2 separate regions of the Mus musculus genome follow, and region 1 is linked to region 2. The links are chromatin loops, found by intact Hi-C in ENCODE. Cell type or tissue: heart. All regions are shown on one strand. Each heading gives the region's core, and the rest is flanking DNA. Links, peaks and the distances in the headings are about the cores only. Region 1 holds the start of Fgfrl1 (fibroblast growth factor receptor-like 1). Region 2 holds the start of Gak (cyclin G associated kinase).

What was found. Peaks named below come from ENCODE experiments on the same cell type or tissue, not always from the same donor. Only the 100,000 strongest peaks of a DNase experiment are listed, where the experiment ranks them.
Region 1: it touches region 2 in a loop (5-fold over the local background); 2 of 42 quality-filtered maps call a loop at or near these places.

The regions. Positions count from the first base shown.
Region 1 is chr5:108,688,769-108,696,542 of GRCm38, forward strand. Fgfrl1 (fibroblast growth factor receptor-like 1) reads left to right here and starts at 5,461. Exons shown (of 7, transcript NM_054071.2): 1 at 5,461-5,764; 2 at 6,127-6,350. The coding sequence starts at 6,284. Gm42151 (predicted gene, 42151) reads right to left here and starts at 5,298. Exons shown (of 2, transcript NR_168910.1): 1 at 5,068-5,298. In heart, for the core only: CTCF peaks have their summits at 2,570 and 3,769 (motif pointing right); DNase peaks (open chromatin) are centred at 3,743 and 5,383; H3K4me3 peaks cover 3,088 bases; H3K27ac peaks cover 1,791 bases.
Region 2 is chr5:108,626,907-108,634,680 of GRCm38, forward strand. It overlaps Gak (cyclin G associated kinase), which reads right to left and starts at 2,871. Exons shown (of 28, transcript NM_153569.2): 1 at 2,595-2,871. The coding sequence starts at 2,739. It overlaps Tmem175 (transmembrane protein 175), which reads left to right and starts at 2,904. Exons shown (of 11, transcript NM_001163532.1): 1 at 2,904-2,994. In heart, for the core only: no CTCF peak of the experiment used is centred there; a DNase peak (open chromatin) is centred at 2,875; H3K4me3 peaks cover 2,491 bases; H3K27ac peaks cover 1,729 bases.

The DNA.
Region 1 (7,774 bases), core at 1,128-6,127, 62 kb after region 2:
ATCAAAAAGTAATGTTATATACACATATGTATGTATATATGTATGTATGTGCCAACTACAAGGATATAATATACATTACCATCCCAAAGGGGAAGAATGGGGTATAGTGGGAAAATGCTGGACCAAAGTAAGGCTGAACCCTAGTAAGGAAAACTAAGTCCTGTAGACTTTAGTTTTTTTATTTTTTTATTTAAATTTTTTTTTTTTTTTTTTTTTTTTTTTTTTTTTTGGTTTTTCGAGACAAGGGTTTCTCTGTGTAGCCCTGGCTGTCCTGGAACTCACTTTGTAGACCAGGCTGGCCTCAAACTCAGAAATCTGCCTGCCTCTGCCTCCCCAGTGCTGGGATTAAAGGCGTGCGCCACCACACCCGGCTAGATTTTAGTTTTAAAGGGCTTAGATTTCTCAGCTTCTCTGACTTTGCTGCTGCAACATACATCTCTCTTTTGGGGATGGTTCCAAATCCTGCCTGTAACTCTTCTTGACAGATGCCTCATGGCTTAGCATCTCTCACATTCTGGGGTTTCCATAGCAACCCAGCTTCACTGTCACAGCCTCATGCAGTGGCCTCTCAGGGCTTTCAGAGGACTCCCAAACACTGCCTGGCCTCAGTCGGGAATAAAGCTGCTGTGGACACCTGTGCATGTGCCTTCATTTCTGTTGGTCGTGGGTCTGGGAGTATGATGGCTACAGCATATATTAGATAGAACCCATGAGGCATTTCCACAATGGTGGTGTCACATTACACACTCAGCTAGCACGAGTGTCAGCCATGTTATATTTGCTGCTGTGATGGATCTTTCTATCGTGATCTTCTATCTCGACAGGCACATACAAGGCATGGTGGACGCAGAAGTGTCCATACAGCTCGCCTTGTCCTTTACAAATATTGAATGTTCTGCTTCCTCCCTCCAATCTTATCTCTCGCTCTTCTCTGTTTTCGATGTAGGGTCTCACCGTGTAGCCTAAGTTGGCCTCAAACTCATAATCCTCTTGCCTCAGCAAGGCATCACAGGTGTGTCCCACCACTTCCTTGGATATTCCCTGTGATTCTGCACTCAGCAAGGATCACAGGTGGACTGAACAGGAGCATCTGGTTCCTGATTTTAGGGAAAATTAGTTATCTTTCAGTTATGTGTGAGGCTGATTATAGGTTTTTTGGGTTTTAGGGGTTTTTTTTGTGTGTGTGTGTGTGTGTGTGACCTATTTATCTATTTATTTATTTATTTTTACATTTTTATTTATGTTGGTAGCTACCTTTTGCCAAGCTAAGGAAATGCTCTTCTGTCCCTAGTCAGAGGACAGTCCATTCTAGGAGTCAGGAAGGGGTGCTGAGCCTGTCTTGTGCTTTTCTGTGTCACCGTGGCCATCACCTTGCCTTTTGCTTTTTGGAGGCAAAGTCAGTTTTGAAGCTGGAGAGAGGTCTTCCCCGCCCCTGCCCCCAAAATCTGGACATTTTATGCATTTTATTGCAGGTGTTTAGAATATTTATATTTACTATCATTATAGATAAAATTGGGTGTATATCTGACATCTTGTTGTCTTCTATTTTCTCATTTGTTCTTTCTTCTCTGGGATGATTTTTCTCACCTTTGCCCCTGTGTTACTCCATTATATGAAATTGTCTGATGGTTTAGAGAATTTAGACTAAACTTGCGTTTTAAGATGGGTTTTTTTTTTATAAAGTACTTCATTTAGAATTTGAAGATTTATTTATTTATTTATTTATTTATTTATTTATTATATGTAAGTACACTGTAGCTGTCCTCAGATACTCCAGAAGAGGGAGTCAGATCTCATTACAGATGGTTGTGAGCCACCATGTGGTTGCTGGGATTTGAACTCCTGACCTTCGGAAGAGCAGTCGGGTGCTCTTACCCACTGAGCCATCTCACCAGCCCAGATGGGGTATTTCTATATTGCCCAGACCCCAGTCTGAACTCTGATTCCCCAGCCATTCTTTTGGTGTAGACACTGGAGTTGTTAGGACAAGAATGACATCAAACTCTGCTTCCTGCTAAGCCTTTTAGCCTGTTTGCAGTCTAGCTTCAATTCATATTACTTCATAAGCAGAAAATAATTACATTCTATTTCCATTGTCTGCAGAGTTTGTGCTATTGCGATTGCATGTTTTAAATTTTCATATGTGTGGGGTATGGTCACTCCACCCAGCCATCTTCCTGTGCTTTCTTTGCACAGTTCTGTTGCATTCAAGCCCAGCAACCCTTGCTTTGACAATTATCCACCATCTTAATTTCAAGAGCTTAATTCCATACATAGAAATTAGATTTGTGGGGCTGGAGAGATGGCTCAGTGGTTAAGAGCACTGACTGCTCTTTCAGAGGTCCTGAGTTCAATTCCCAGCAACCACATGGTGGCTCACAACCATCTGTAATGGGATCCGATGCCCTCTTCTGGTATGTCTGATGACAGCTACAGTGTACTCATAGACATAAAATAAATAAATACTTAAAAAAAAAAACGAAATTAGATTTGTAGTTGCAAGATATTTTTCTCCCATGATTGTATTCAACGTCTCCATTTTCTTTGTAGCACCCCATCTTCCATACTCACAGGCTCCCTCTACAGTCCAGGTTGTCCTATGTAACTCATGAACCCTCAGCCTCAGTCTCCTGAGTACTGGGGTGACTGGCCACTCCTGGCTTTCTGCAACAGAAATAATCACCGAAAACATGTGATGTTTCTACTTTCTAAGTCTGCTACCTGTTGCTTCTGTCCACCTTCCCCATCTGAGCTATAACTCCACATTTCTTTTCCTGGACATCTGGAATTATGCTGAATATTTCTATTTCTGCACATGCTTCTGGGATATGGCTGGGTCACTTGGAAGCTGGGGGATCCTCTGGGTCTCATTTTCACACATCATCAGGAAGGGGCAGAACTACTTGGTCTGGGTGAGTCTCCCCCACTTCAACTGAGGAAAGCTTATTTTTAGATTCTAGCAACTGCACTTGAACTTCGGGGTCTGACTTGGGCTGTGGACACTGTCTGACTGAACGCAGTGTTTCCTGTTCTAGAATTTTCCACGCTTGTTTTCTCTGTCCTTTCTGGAGGCCCTCGGTGCTGGATGGGGTTCTCTTCTTAAGTCTCTGGAAATCAGTGGATTTTTGTCCTCTTGCCCTCTAACTTGCATCTCACCTGGGCTCTGCCTTGGGCTGTTGAGGACAGTTGTTGGCAGCCATCTCCCGAGAAGTGCCTGTCTCATGTCTTCAGTGGCTTCCACACATATTTGTCACTGTTAATTATTTCAGGTGAGAGTACAAATCTAATCCTTACTACAGTTCAGTTTTCTGCAGGTCTCTTTAGCGGCATATGCACTTTTCAGCCTCTGCAGCTGATCCTGAGCTATCCTCAGTACGGTTGATTGTCTACCTTGTTCAGCCGCACTTCCAGACCATCACAGAGCCTGGTCTTACCAGGGCTCAGAGAATGAGGATCACAGAGAATTAGGAACCGCAGAGTTTACCTCTGCTGGCAGATGCTGCAAACAAACTTGTGATGCTCTGGAGTGGGATTGTCGAATGGACAGGGAATGGCCAACGGCCTAGGTTTCACTTTTAAAGGGGCAGGGCTTGCAACTCCGGTTTCGGGTTCCAAAGAGCAGTGAGGCGAGCCTAGCCAGGTTCCAAAGCTGCGCAGCGGTTTCCGGACAGCAGGAGTGGATACCCTGTGAGCACCGGGCAGGACGTGGAGGGGCGGGGCGGGGCTGGGGTGGTAAATTCCCTCCATAGCTGCCTAACCTATCACCTCCGCCAGGGGGCAGCGTGTTCTTTCACCGGGCAGGGGTAAGGAGTGGAGAACCTGGGCAGGTGGGCCACAGGGAACAGGTGCGGGGGCTGGGGGCTGGGGGCTGGGGGGGGGGGGGCGGCGGTCTCTTCAGCAGGGAACATATAAGGTGAAGGAGGCTGGAGGTGGTGACCAGGGGTTTAGGGCCTAGTGGCCAGGCAGAAGGGAAGCATAGAGTAGTGTTTCTCCCTTCCTGGCACACCTGTACTGACACACCTGTCTTTGAACAAGCCTCACTCACCTGTGGTCTCTGCACCTTCCCGTCTAACTTCAATCCATTGCCTACCTTTTTCTGCCCATTGGGCTCATTTGCTTTTAACCTCCCCACACTACAGAGCCACCTCCACACACAACTGCTCTTGGTTGGCAGCAACACAATGTTGTTGCACTACATGCTTCGGTGGCATCTCCTCACAAAACTTTCTGTGGAGCCAGGACCTACTCAGACTAGTCAGGACCCACTCTGTCTGTTTTAAATGCTTTCTGTGACCCCAGTACTAGCCCAAATTCTCTGGTAGCCCAGAGAAAGTTCCATGGGCTGCTTCTGAGACACAGCGTTGCAGTTGAGATGGGTACTTGGACCTTCATGCAGAGGAGACAAGGTTCACCTCCATTTGCCCACACTAGCCCAGAAACAGAATTTGGGGCTAGGAACACTAGGCTATTCCTCGGTTTCATTTTTCTCTGACAGGCTTCCGGAAAGAGGGGGTGCTTCTTAGCTTAGAGAAGAAAAGTTGTTTGGATCAGGGTCCTTGAAAGCGGAGCTTAGGAGTGGTCTCTTGGGAGGCACTACCGGGGCGTCAAAAATTATGGGATTTATGTTGAGAAAACTGGCAAGACTCATGTTTTGATGAATTTTGGCTCTGGTGAGTGAGGGTAGGCAGGAAGCTGTCTGGAGAGATCGCGGGGGATGGATCAGGATGCTGCTGAAGGGAGCTAGTGAGGTTTGGGAAACTCACCAGTCTTTCTGTTTGATGGGTGCAGGGGTACAGCAAGACACTTGCTAAGTAGCAAAGACAAAAGGGTGTGTTGATTACTATCACAAAGCAGGTGAGGTGCAGAGAAGTATCCAGGTGGGCTGTAGGACCCTCTCAGCCTTCCTAAGGTCCTAGGTACAACTAGATGCTCAAGTCAGGGCTTCGTTGGACTCCAGCACTGGAGATCTGCGCCATCTCCCCCCCCCCCCCCGCACCTTACCCCCCCACCCCCACCCCCCCACCCCCCGCCCTCAAACCAGAGCAGCACAGCGGCCTCTCTACTCACAAAAGCTCGAAGGTTCCGTTCAGCTCCCTTCCTCCTGTTTAAAGCCGGGAGTAGAGACAGTGCAGTAACGGCCAGCTCTGGGGGCCAGGGGCCTAGCTGGTGCAGATACCGAGTGGGCTCCGCGGCCATCAGCTGGTCTTCAGGCTAGCGGGACCGCGCGTTCCCAGAGCCCAGGGGCGGGGGCGCGGCGAGGCAGGGCCGACTGGGCGCGCTCCGGGGAGCCGCCAGCCTGAAGGGCAGAAGCACTGCGAGGGTTAAGCAGCGAGCCTGGCGGGCACGTGTGCGGATTGGAGCAAAGTTTCGGGGAGGGGCGGGGAACGGGGCGGACTGGGGCTCGCAGATTGGCCGGAAGTTGTGCGGGGCGGAGCTCAGGGCTGCTCCGCGCTCGCTCCGGGAGAGTTGACAAAGCCCCGCAGGGAAGGACGCCTCGCGGCGCGGCGCCCCGGGCCCCTCGCCCCGCCGCCCCTCTTCCCCGCCCTCGCCAAGCCTCGCCGTTTATCCGCGCGGACAGCGCGCCCCGCGCCCCAGCCCGGCCCCAGCCGCCAGCGCCCAGGTAGCGCCGCCCCGCCCAGGCCGGGCCCGGGGGCGCGGGGGGCGGGATGCGGCGCCCGGGGCAGCGATGACCGCGTCGCGCTGCTCAGGGGCCCGGCTCTGACCCCGTTGCCTGCTGCGCGCCCCCGCGCTGATCCCTGTCGAGGTGAGCCGGGCTGTACGTCCGCGACCCCCGGAGGGAGGGCTGGAATGGGTTAGAGTGCGGGGCGCGAAGGGCAGGGCCGCGATCACTGTGCGGGGCGGGAGCCGGGCTCGCGCCGTAGCTGCTCCTGTGGGGCCCGCGGCCCTGCCCCGCGCCCCGCCCCCCCTTGAGCCCCACGTGGGCCCCCCAGCGCAAATTTGTCCGCTAATGGCGCAGGCGATTATCTGCGGGGCCGCTCGGTGTTGTGTGTCCCGCGGGCAGGGCCCGAGTTACAAGCGCCAGGAATCCAGACGGTGTTTGGAAAGGGGGCGGCGGGGGCGGCTGGTAATTAGTGTAAACCCTTTGTCTGCCTTTGATACGCTCAGCGTCTACGCGCCTCGCTTCCTTTGCCTGGAGCTCGGCGCCGAGGGGGGCCGGACCCTGGCTCTGCGGCCGCGACCTGGGTCTTGCGGGCCTGAGCCCTGAGTGGCGTCCAGTCCAGCTCCCAGTGACCGCGCCCCTGCTTCAGGTCCGACCGGCGAGATGACGCGGAGCCCCGCGCTGCTGCTGCTGCTATTGGGGGCCCTCCCGTCGGCTGAGGCGGCGCGAGGTGAGTCCTGGCGCCCAGTCTGGCGCTTTGGCCTCTGCAGCGCCGCCCCTTTCCCACCAGCCCTGAACTCTGCCACACAGTGCCCGCCTGGCACACTCCTCCCCTCCCTGTCTGCTCCATCGCAGCAGATCCTCCCCCCAACCCCCATCCTTAACCTGAAGTACTGTCGGTTTTACATGCCTCTACCTCACTCTTGGGGTTACCTAGTCACAATCAGATACCCCCAGCTCACCCTCTTTGGCTGACACCTCATGTAAAGGGCCCCAGAATCATTTGACTGTTGGCCTTGCCTAGGTCCTTTCCAGGACAGCCTCATAATCTTGCATAAACACACTTTCAGGTGCATATCTAGATGGAGAGCAGGTGGTTGTCACCCCTCCCCCAGATTCTTGGGGAGTGGACTCTTTGTGGGAGCAGAAAACCTAATTGGGTCCCTGGGAACTTGCAGAGACTCACACAGTGCCTAGCTGAATATAGAGAACATTGGTGATATCTTGGTGATTGGAGCTCGCTCTGATCCAGCCCTCAGCTGACCCAGCTCTGGACCCTTGGCTTGCTTATCAATTACAGGTAGCATAGTCTACCATCTGGGAGTCCCCAGAGCACAGAACATCACTACAGTAAAGGTGGAAGATCTTAGACCACAGGGTCACACACTATGTTGTTGCAGGATACACCACACTATGGCTTGGCTACATCACTCGTCTTCTGGGGAGCTCTGCCCTAGACCTAGCCCTGGCAGAGGGCACCCAGAGCTGATGGGTGATACATGCCCGTAGATTTTTGGCCACTGTGTTCCAGTGTCACGGGGCACAGTGCTGGGCTCCCCTATGGTTAGGCAGGACTGATGGCCAGGCGGGCCCTTTGGGTGTGTTGGCCACTCAGGACTGTCCTTGCTCTGTCCACCAGTCCTCTGAGGCTTCGCATCTCCTCCCCCCGCCACTAGCGCGGGCGCACTGAGCCCAACCTGGCCTTATATGGCCACGTTTGGTGTTGGGCGGCGGGTGGCGGCCCAGGTGGGCCTTATGCCACTATAACCCCCCTTCTTCTGCTTGGGGACTGGCTGGCTGGAGGGTGGGGGCTGTCCAGGCACAGCTGGGCTGGACAGTGTCCTGGGCATGTAGGCACTTGGGCCATGCTGGGTGAGTTGTCTCTTCACCCTCCCCCCCCCCCCAACTGGTGGCCCAGTCTATGATTGGTCTTTTATCTGTTTGGATACACCCCATCCCTGCACCTGCCTCTTCTTTGGCTGCTCAGCAAAGGAGGCTCTGAAGGCTCCTGCCCTGCCATGATCACTGGCTGGAGCTTCAGGCAGATTGATGGGTGGCAGTGGGCAGCAGCACTACCTTTTGGTGACGGTCCTAGAGGGTCCACTGTTTCTGCCTTTGTCTCCCTTGGCCACAGTCCTGGGACTGTGCCTTGTA
Region 2 (7,774 bases), core at 985-5,984:
AGTTGTTAAGAGCCTCCCTCATACTCTTGTGAGAGAACATAAATCCCAATGGCCCATGGCCTATGGCTGCTGCTCAGGACTCATTTAAGTAATCTATGCAAAATACTACAGATTCCTTACTGTCTCAATTCAGAAAAAAAAAAGCCTTAAAATATCATATTAAGTATAAAAAGAAGAAGAAGAAAACTATGGCTTACAATTGCACTGATTATTTTTATTCCTGGCTGGGTCAGAGAGCAGGAAAGAACTGCTCTCTGCAGAGACAGTGGCTGCCCATACTTCCTGGTTTTTCATCCTGGTTTAGATGTGGCTTGAGTAAGCTTCCTGCTTTACACAACCTCCCTCTCCTAGCAATTGGAACCACGTCCCACTAGAGATGGCCTCTTGGCCAGGTGGGTACAGCACACAGCCATCTTCTCCTGGCTCCCTATTATAGAGGCAGGCCTTCCAGCTACCCTGGAATTCACACTATTTATTGTACTGCCGCACCCAAGCTGCCTCTTCCTTCTACTAGCTGAATATGTGTCTTATTTTACATTCTATAAGAAAGGAAACCAAGTCCGTCCGTCTCTTCTCTTCCTCTCTTCCCTTCTGGTTTGTGGATTAAACCTAGGGCCTCATACATGTTAAGCCAGTGTTATGCCATTAAACTATAAAATCCCAGCCCTTTTTTACTTTTCAAGACAGCATCTTACTAACTTGCCCAGATTGGCTTTGAATTCTACCTGTAGTCCAGGCAGACCCTGAAGTTGGAATTTACCCGCCTCAAACTCCCAAGAAGCTAGGGTTACAGGCCTGTGCCATCAGTTCAGGGTTGAAGTTTTTGAAAAACTAAGGCAACTTCCTGGTATCTTCAGAATGAACAAGCCGATCTGGCACCATCTTTGTCATTTCGACAGATGAAAGGGAATATCACATATCAGACTGTTAGTGGAGGTCCTAAACTCATCTCTGGCGGGAAAAGCACCACAGGTCTTCTACTAAAATCACATCCAAATCTATGCACAATCGCAGTGGAGAATAAGCATGACAAGCTACTATCAAAACATCACCTCTGCGTTTCCATAGTAAAGAAAGAATGTTAAACAAGTTCCCTGCTCCTACCAATCACAATTGTCATGGACAACCTTAACAAGATGACTCTCCAATCCTGAGAGCTACTTCAGACCTGAGTCAGGCCACTCTTCTCCCTGAACCTGAGATCTGGCATACTCCTAGATACTGATGAACAAAATAAACAAATTAATAATAATAATAATAATAAAAAGGCACAGTGAGTGCCTGAAGAAGATTTATTCTCTTGCAGAGGAGAAGAGCAACACTGGATTCCTAGCAACCATACAGAGGTTAACGACTGTCTCTAACTACATTTCCAGGGGATCCAATGTCCTCTTCTGGTCTCAGCAGGCAGTACACATAGATACTGTCCAGTGATGGAGGCAGGCAAAACACCAGTTTTTTAAAAAAGTAAATCTTAAAAAAAAAAAAATCATAAAAGAGAAAACACGATTCCATCACACAAGCTGACTACAGAGCCTGTGTGAGGAAGCTACAAACTCAGACTGACCTCAAGACACAGAACTATGGAACTGTCTATCAAACAAGGTTCTTTTTGTTTGTTTGTTTTTCGAGACAGGGTTTCTCTGTATTGCCCTGGCTGTCCTGGAACTCTCTCTGTAGACCAGGCTGGACTTGAACTCAGAAATCCGCCTGCCTCTGCCTCCCCAGTGCTGGGATTAAAGGCGGGTGCCACCACGCCCGGCTCAAGCAAGGTTCTTAAAGGTTACAGCTACGGGCTCTGTTTCCTGTACCTTATACGAGGTCACTACAGAAAAAACTCAATAGGTGAGGCACTTAGGCTATAAAAGAAAACAAGACTGTAGGGCCCCAGTCTATCCTCTACCTCATCAAGCAAGGGAAGACTCTACAGGCCCCAGAACTCAGCAGCACAAACACTGCCATCTCAAGACAGTCCTCGGGATGCAACAACAACGCTGGATATGATACAATGAATAACAGCTTATGACCCCAGAGTGACTGTGCTCACCTTCTGACCTGACTCCACCTTTGAATCTTTCTGTATATGCCCCAGATACAGCTTTGACCCTAAGCAGAGGTGGTCCTTCCAGACCCAAGCCTCCTTTACTGGATAACCACCTGCTAGCATGACCCTTGTACTACTAACTCTACCCACCAGGAAGTAAGTGTGCAACCCGAAGCAGTCTATCCTCTGCAATCACCACCAAAGGCCTTAACCCACAAGCCCCTGTGGTCTCTCTTCCTGGCAAGACCCTTCTCCGACCTGATTCACACCCCAGCAGTGGCCCTTCATAGCGATGGCCTGATTTACATCCCAGCAGTGTCTTTTCCCGCAGACCCTGCCCGGAGAGATGACTCCCTGCGGCCCTGATCTGACCCACACCTCAGTCGTGACTCTCTAGGTCTCAGACTTGATTCACACCCTGGACACGATCCTCCTTGCTGCCCCTGCTTAAAGCGGTGACCGTCACGCGCCCTGACTCGAACCACACCCCAGCAGCGACCCTCCTGGGCTGCTCCTGCCTCCCGCGGCCTGGCGACGCCTTACGCCTCACCCTCGGCCAGGACCCGCCGCACCCGCAGACGCAGCTCGCCCAGCTCCACTGTCTGCCCCACGAAGTCACTCTGATCACGGCCCGCAGCTCCGCCAAGAGAACCAGGGCCCGCCAGGAAGTCCAGCGCAGACTGCAGCAGCGACATGGCGTCGGCCGCTCCGCGGCAGCGGGAGCCAGGCTCCAGCTCCGCACTGCCGGGTTAGCAGCTGCGGGCGAACAACCCGGCCATCTTCCGCCCGCGCCGTGACGTAAATCAGAGAGCGAGTTGCGTCCCGACGCTGCGGCCCCGCCCTGACGCAGCAGGCGGAAGGGCGCGTGTTTCTGCAGAGCCAGCAGCAGCAGCAGGCGCAGGCGCAGAGGGTGCGATCCTACGGACCTCAAGCTCCTAGGAGGCACGGAGGTAGGGCTGTCGCCATCTGACCCTAACCTCATCTGGTTGCTTCCGCTGGCCCAGGTCCAGCCTAGGTGGCTAGAGCGTCGCGGGACGTTGGGCGCGCGCTGCGGACCGCCCCAGAGCCCGCCGCTCGCGCCTGACGCCTCAAGGTAAAGCGAGGCCTGGAGCCCACCCTAAGTGTCCCTAATGCCCGGTTTAGGAGAGGAGGGTATCTTGCAGACAAGCAGCCAGCCTATGAGCCACAGACACTTATGTTTTGGTCCACACAGGTTTGGGGGAGGATGAACTAGTTGCTAGAATTAAGACCGAAAAACGTAGTTTTAAAAGGGGGCGGGAGAAAGCTTCACAACGTGTATACAAAAGTCACCTGGCAGCACTGGACGCAGAATCCCGTGTGATGTCAAACACTTAGAGCTGTCCATCTCAGGTGAGGCAAAGTCATGGGATTCCCCACTCGTCTCTGTACCTCCGAGGTTTCTGAAGCCATATGAAGTTGCAGAGCCTTGGGTAGAGTTTGTGCTTTTGGACTGAAAAATGGATCCTTAAGCCCAAATCAACATCTTAACTGTCCCAGGATTGTATGCTATTAAATACGCCTTGGGGGGGGGGGGGGCGCTACCTGCTCTTTAAAAAGTCAAGTAGAAAAGAAATGAAAGATTATCATTAGTATACAGTGAGGTACGTGGTAGGTGAGACAGTAGTTTCCTAGAAATGGTGAAGTGGAAGCTTTGGATAACACCTGGAGGAATAAAGAACTGATGAAGTAGAGATGGTACCTGTAGGTAACTGAGGAGATTTGTGAAGAAGAGTGTGGGAGCTGAAAGGGCAGTGTGGTGTTAACATGATCTTAGATGGGAGACTTGAGCAGCCTAAAGCCAATGGGAAAGAGTGAAGTCTTTCCAGTATAGTGGAGAGGAGTACTGTCTCAGAATAGTAGGACAGTCAAGTCACATCCAGATAGAGGATATGTAGTGTTGGTATAGAAATGGCACCTTTCTATAAGAGAATCACTTATAAGATGCAGGGAGGAGGAAGTAGCTACGGCTTGCAGTTGCAGGTAACTTTATGTTATTACTGGAATGAAGTTGAAGGGATTTTTTATTTTTTGGTGGCTTCAGATCTCATTATTTAGAAGGAAAATAAATCTGAAAGCAAAAGGAAAAAGTAGGGAATTGGAGGCTTGGTAGCCTTCAAGAGACCTAAAACATCATGAGAAACATCATGAACAATTCACTACAGCGTATAGTGAAACTTGACACCATAAACTCTTGCTGGCATGACCTAGGACAAGTGGAAATTTCTAAATCATGTAATTATAGATCAATTTTATGGCATTGTAGTAGATGCCATTCCAAGACCATTTTAACTGGAACTGCATCTTGTGGTCTCTCGTGATCCCACCTCATGTATGAACACATACAGATTTAAAACTGAATCCGTGCTCTTCCTCCACCAACACATTCTCTTGTGGTAGTAAAAGATATTGCCCAAGAGTAAGTTATTTTATAATGATGAAGGGGTGAAATCATAAAAAGAGTGCATCAGGGCTGAAGAGATGGCTCGGTGGTTTAGAGCTCTTGTGCTTGCAGAGTGCTGGGGTTCAATTCCCAGCATCCACATGGCGGCTCACAACCACTTATAACTCCAGTTCCAGGGGATTCAGCGCCCTCTTTAAACTTCTGTAGGCAGTAAGTATGCATGTGGTGCACATAGGTATATGCAGGCAAAAGTCATACACACAAAAAAAAATTTAGTTTAAAACAAAAAAAAAAGATGTATCAACTATAAACATGATTAAAGCCAAATTTATAAAGTGTGTTAACTGAGAAGCTAATAGACCCAAAAGGAGAGAGACAAATTGGAAGTTGAGATAGTTGGAGATTGTTTTCTCAATGAGTGATAAGTATCCAGAAAATCACAGAGTATATAGAGGACTTAAATAGCCCTGTCAGTCATCTTGAATTAATGAACATTTATAGAGCAATTCCTATTAATGCACAGAATTAGTATTAATTAGCAGATACACATATTTTCCAAGTGTGTAAAGAATTACTAACCTAGAACATCTGGGCAATGAAACAAGCATGTTATCTGATCACAATGAATTTAACTAGAAATTAGCAGTGTGAAAAATGTTTCTGAATGGAAAAGGATAGTATCCTTTTATGTGTCAAAGAAGAAATCAAAGGTAGTAGTTTTGTACGAGCTGAAAATAAAAATATAGAATTTCAAAATAATGGGGTAGTATTAAGTCATTAGTAGGAAATTGATCACATTTAGTGACTTTAGTGTTCATCTTTTAAAAAATCAGAAAAATGAAATGCAAAGTAATTTAAGGAAGATTAAATACCAAAGAGCAGTGGAACAAACAATAAATAATCAATGAAACAAGAACTGATTTTTTGAGTCAGTAAAACTTAGAAGTCACTGGCCAAATTGAGTAAGAAAAAGAAAAATTACTGAGATCACAAATAAGGGAAATGTCTATTGAAAGGATGACCAAAGGCTGTTGTGAACATTTTCCCAGTGAATTCAACTTAGTTAAACGAATGAATTCATTGGAAATACAAACTAAGCTTTCTCAAGAAGTAGGTAACTTAAACAATTCTAAGCCTGTTAAAGCTTTCACTTTCTAGATTAAAATCACTCAAAGGATTTCAGACTTACATGGCTCTACTAGGAATCCACTAAACATTTAAGGAAAAAAATGTGTTTTTAAAAATCTACATGAATTTATACAGAAAATTGAAGTATTTCTCAACTCCTACCTAACTTGGCAAAAATAATACAAGAAAGCAACAAACTAATATTTTTCATAAAGGTACATATTTTTAAAAATTTATTTATTTATTTATTATATGTAAATATACTGTAGCTGTCTTCAGACACTCCAGAAGAGGGAGTCAGATCTCATTACGGATAGTTGTGAGCCACCATGTGGTTGCTGGGATTCGAACTCAGGACCTTTGGAAGAGCAGTCAGTGCTCTTAACTGCTGAGCCATCTCACCAGCCCATAAAGATACATTTTAAAAAATCGTTTTAAAAATGTGTTAGCAAAATAAGGCTGGTAAAGTTTGACCATTCTTAATCCAAAATCCAAAACTTTTTTTAAAAAAGATTTATTCATTTATTTTATGTATGTGAGTACACTGTTACTCTCTTCAGACACACCAGAAGAGGGCATCGGATTCCATTACAGATGGCTGTGAGCCACCATGTGGTTGCTGGGAATTGAACCCAGGGCCCCTGGAAGGCAGTCAGTGCTCTTAACCACTGAGCCATCAATCCAGCCAATCCAAAACTTTTTAAGTGCCAACAATGGTTGGTGCTCAAAGAGTTTCAGGCTTTTTACTTTGGGATTGAAAATGTCCAGCCAAGCTGGGCAGTGGTGGCACACGCCTTTAATCCCAGCACTTGGGAGGCAGAGGCAGGCGGATATCTGAGTTTGAGGCCAGTCTGGTCTACAGAGTGAATTCCAGGACAGCCAGGGCTGCACGGAGAAACCTTGTCTTGAAAAACAAAACAAAAAAAGAAAGAAAATGTCCAGCCAATAAAATGTCCATTTCCCCAATTTTTTTTGACATATGAAATACTGTTTCTAGGCATCTCAAATGAAGGATATCTAGTTTCTCTCTATATAAAATAATACATCATAACTGGTTGAGGTTTATCTGTGGAATGCAAACTTGACTTTGTATTTAAATTTTGACCAAGGTAATTTATGCATACTAAAAAGTGAAGAACAAAACAAGATAGCCTGGCATAGTGAGGCACACCTTTAATAATAGGCCTTGGGAAGTAGAGCCAGGTGGATCTCTGCTAATTCAAGGCCAGCCTGATATATAGTGAGTTCCAGGGCAGCCAGGGCTACAGTGGTTAACGAAAAAGCATTTGACAAAACCCAGTATCCATTCCTGATTTAAAACAACAACTAAGCAGGGGCTGGAGGGATGGCTCAGAAGTTAAGGGCACTTGGTGCTGTGCCAGAGCACCAGAAGTAGCCCACAGCCATCTGGACCTCCAGTTTCAGAGGATCAGATGCTCAGCTCTGGCATCTGTGGGCACTGCACATGTGTGTGCACACAATTCAAAAATTTTTAAAATACTAAAAAAAAGGGCTGGTGAGATGGCTCAGTGGGTAAGAGCACCCGACTGCTCTTCCGAAGGTCCGAAGTTCAAATCCCAGCAACCACATGGTGGCTCACAACCACCCGTAATGAGATCTGATGCCCTCTTCTGGTGTATCTGAAGACAGCTACAGTGTACTTACATATAATAAATAAATAAATCTAAAAAAAAAAAAAAAAAAAAAAACTAAAAAAAAAAAAAAAAAAAAAGCAAAACCAGGAATAAACGGAAGCATTTTCAACATACTTGGGTCATCTTTGAAAATGTTACAGTTGTTATCATACATAACATAACCTAATATTTTACCCCTGGGATCAGTAAGCCAAGGGTGGTCTTATTCTATTCAACATTGTATCGGAAACAGTAAACAGTGTAACAATAAGGCAGCCATATTGGAAAGGAATAACTAAAATGCATATTTTTAATATGATTATCTTTGTCAGGATTCCTTAACTTTGGTACTGATGACAGTCAGCTAGAAAGTTGAAAAATCTATTACAATTTTAGTTACATGACATTCTTGGGAAAAGTAAAAGTATGGAGACAGTAAAAAGAAAAAAAAAAAAAAGAAAAGAAAAAAAAAAGCCAGTAGTTGCCAAGGGTTAAGAAGAAATTGCAATTGAGTGAGACACAATAGGTGGCGCATAGAGGACTTTT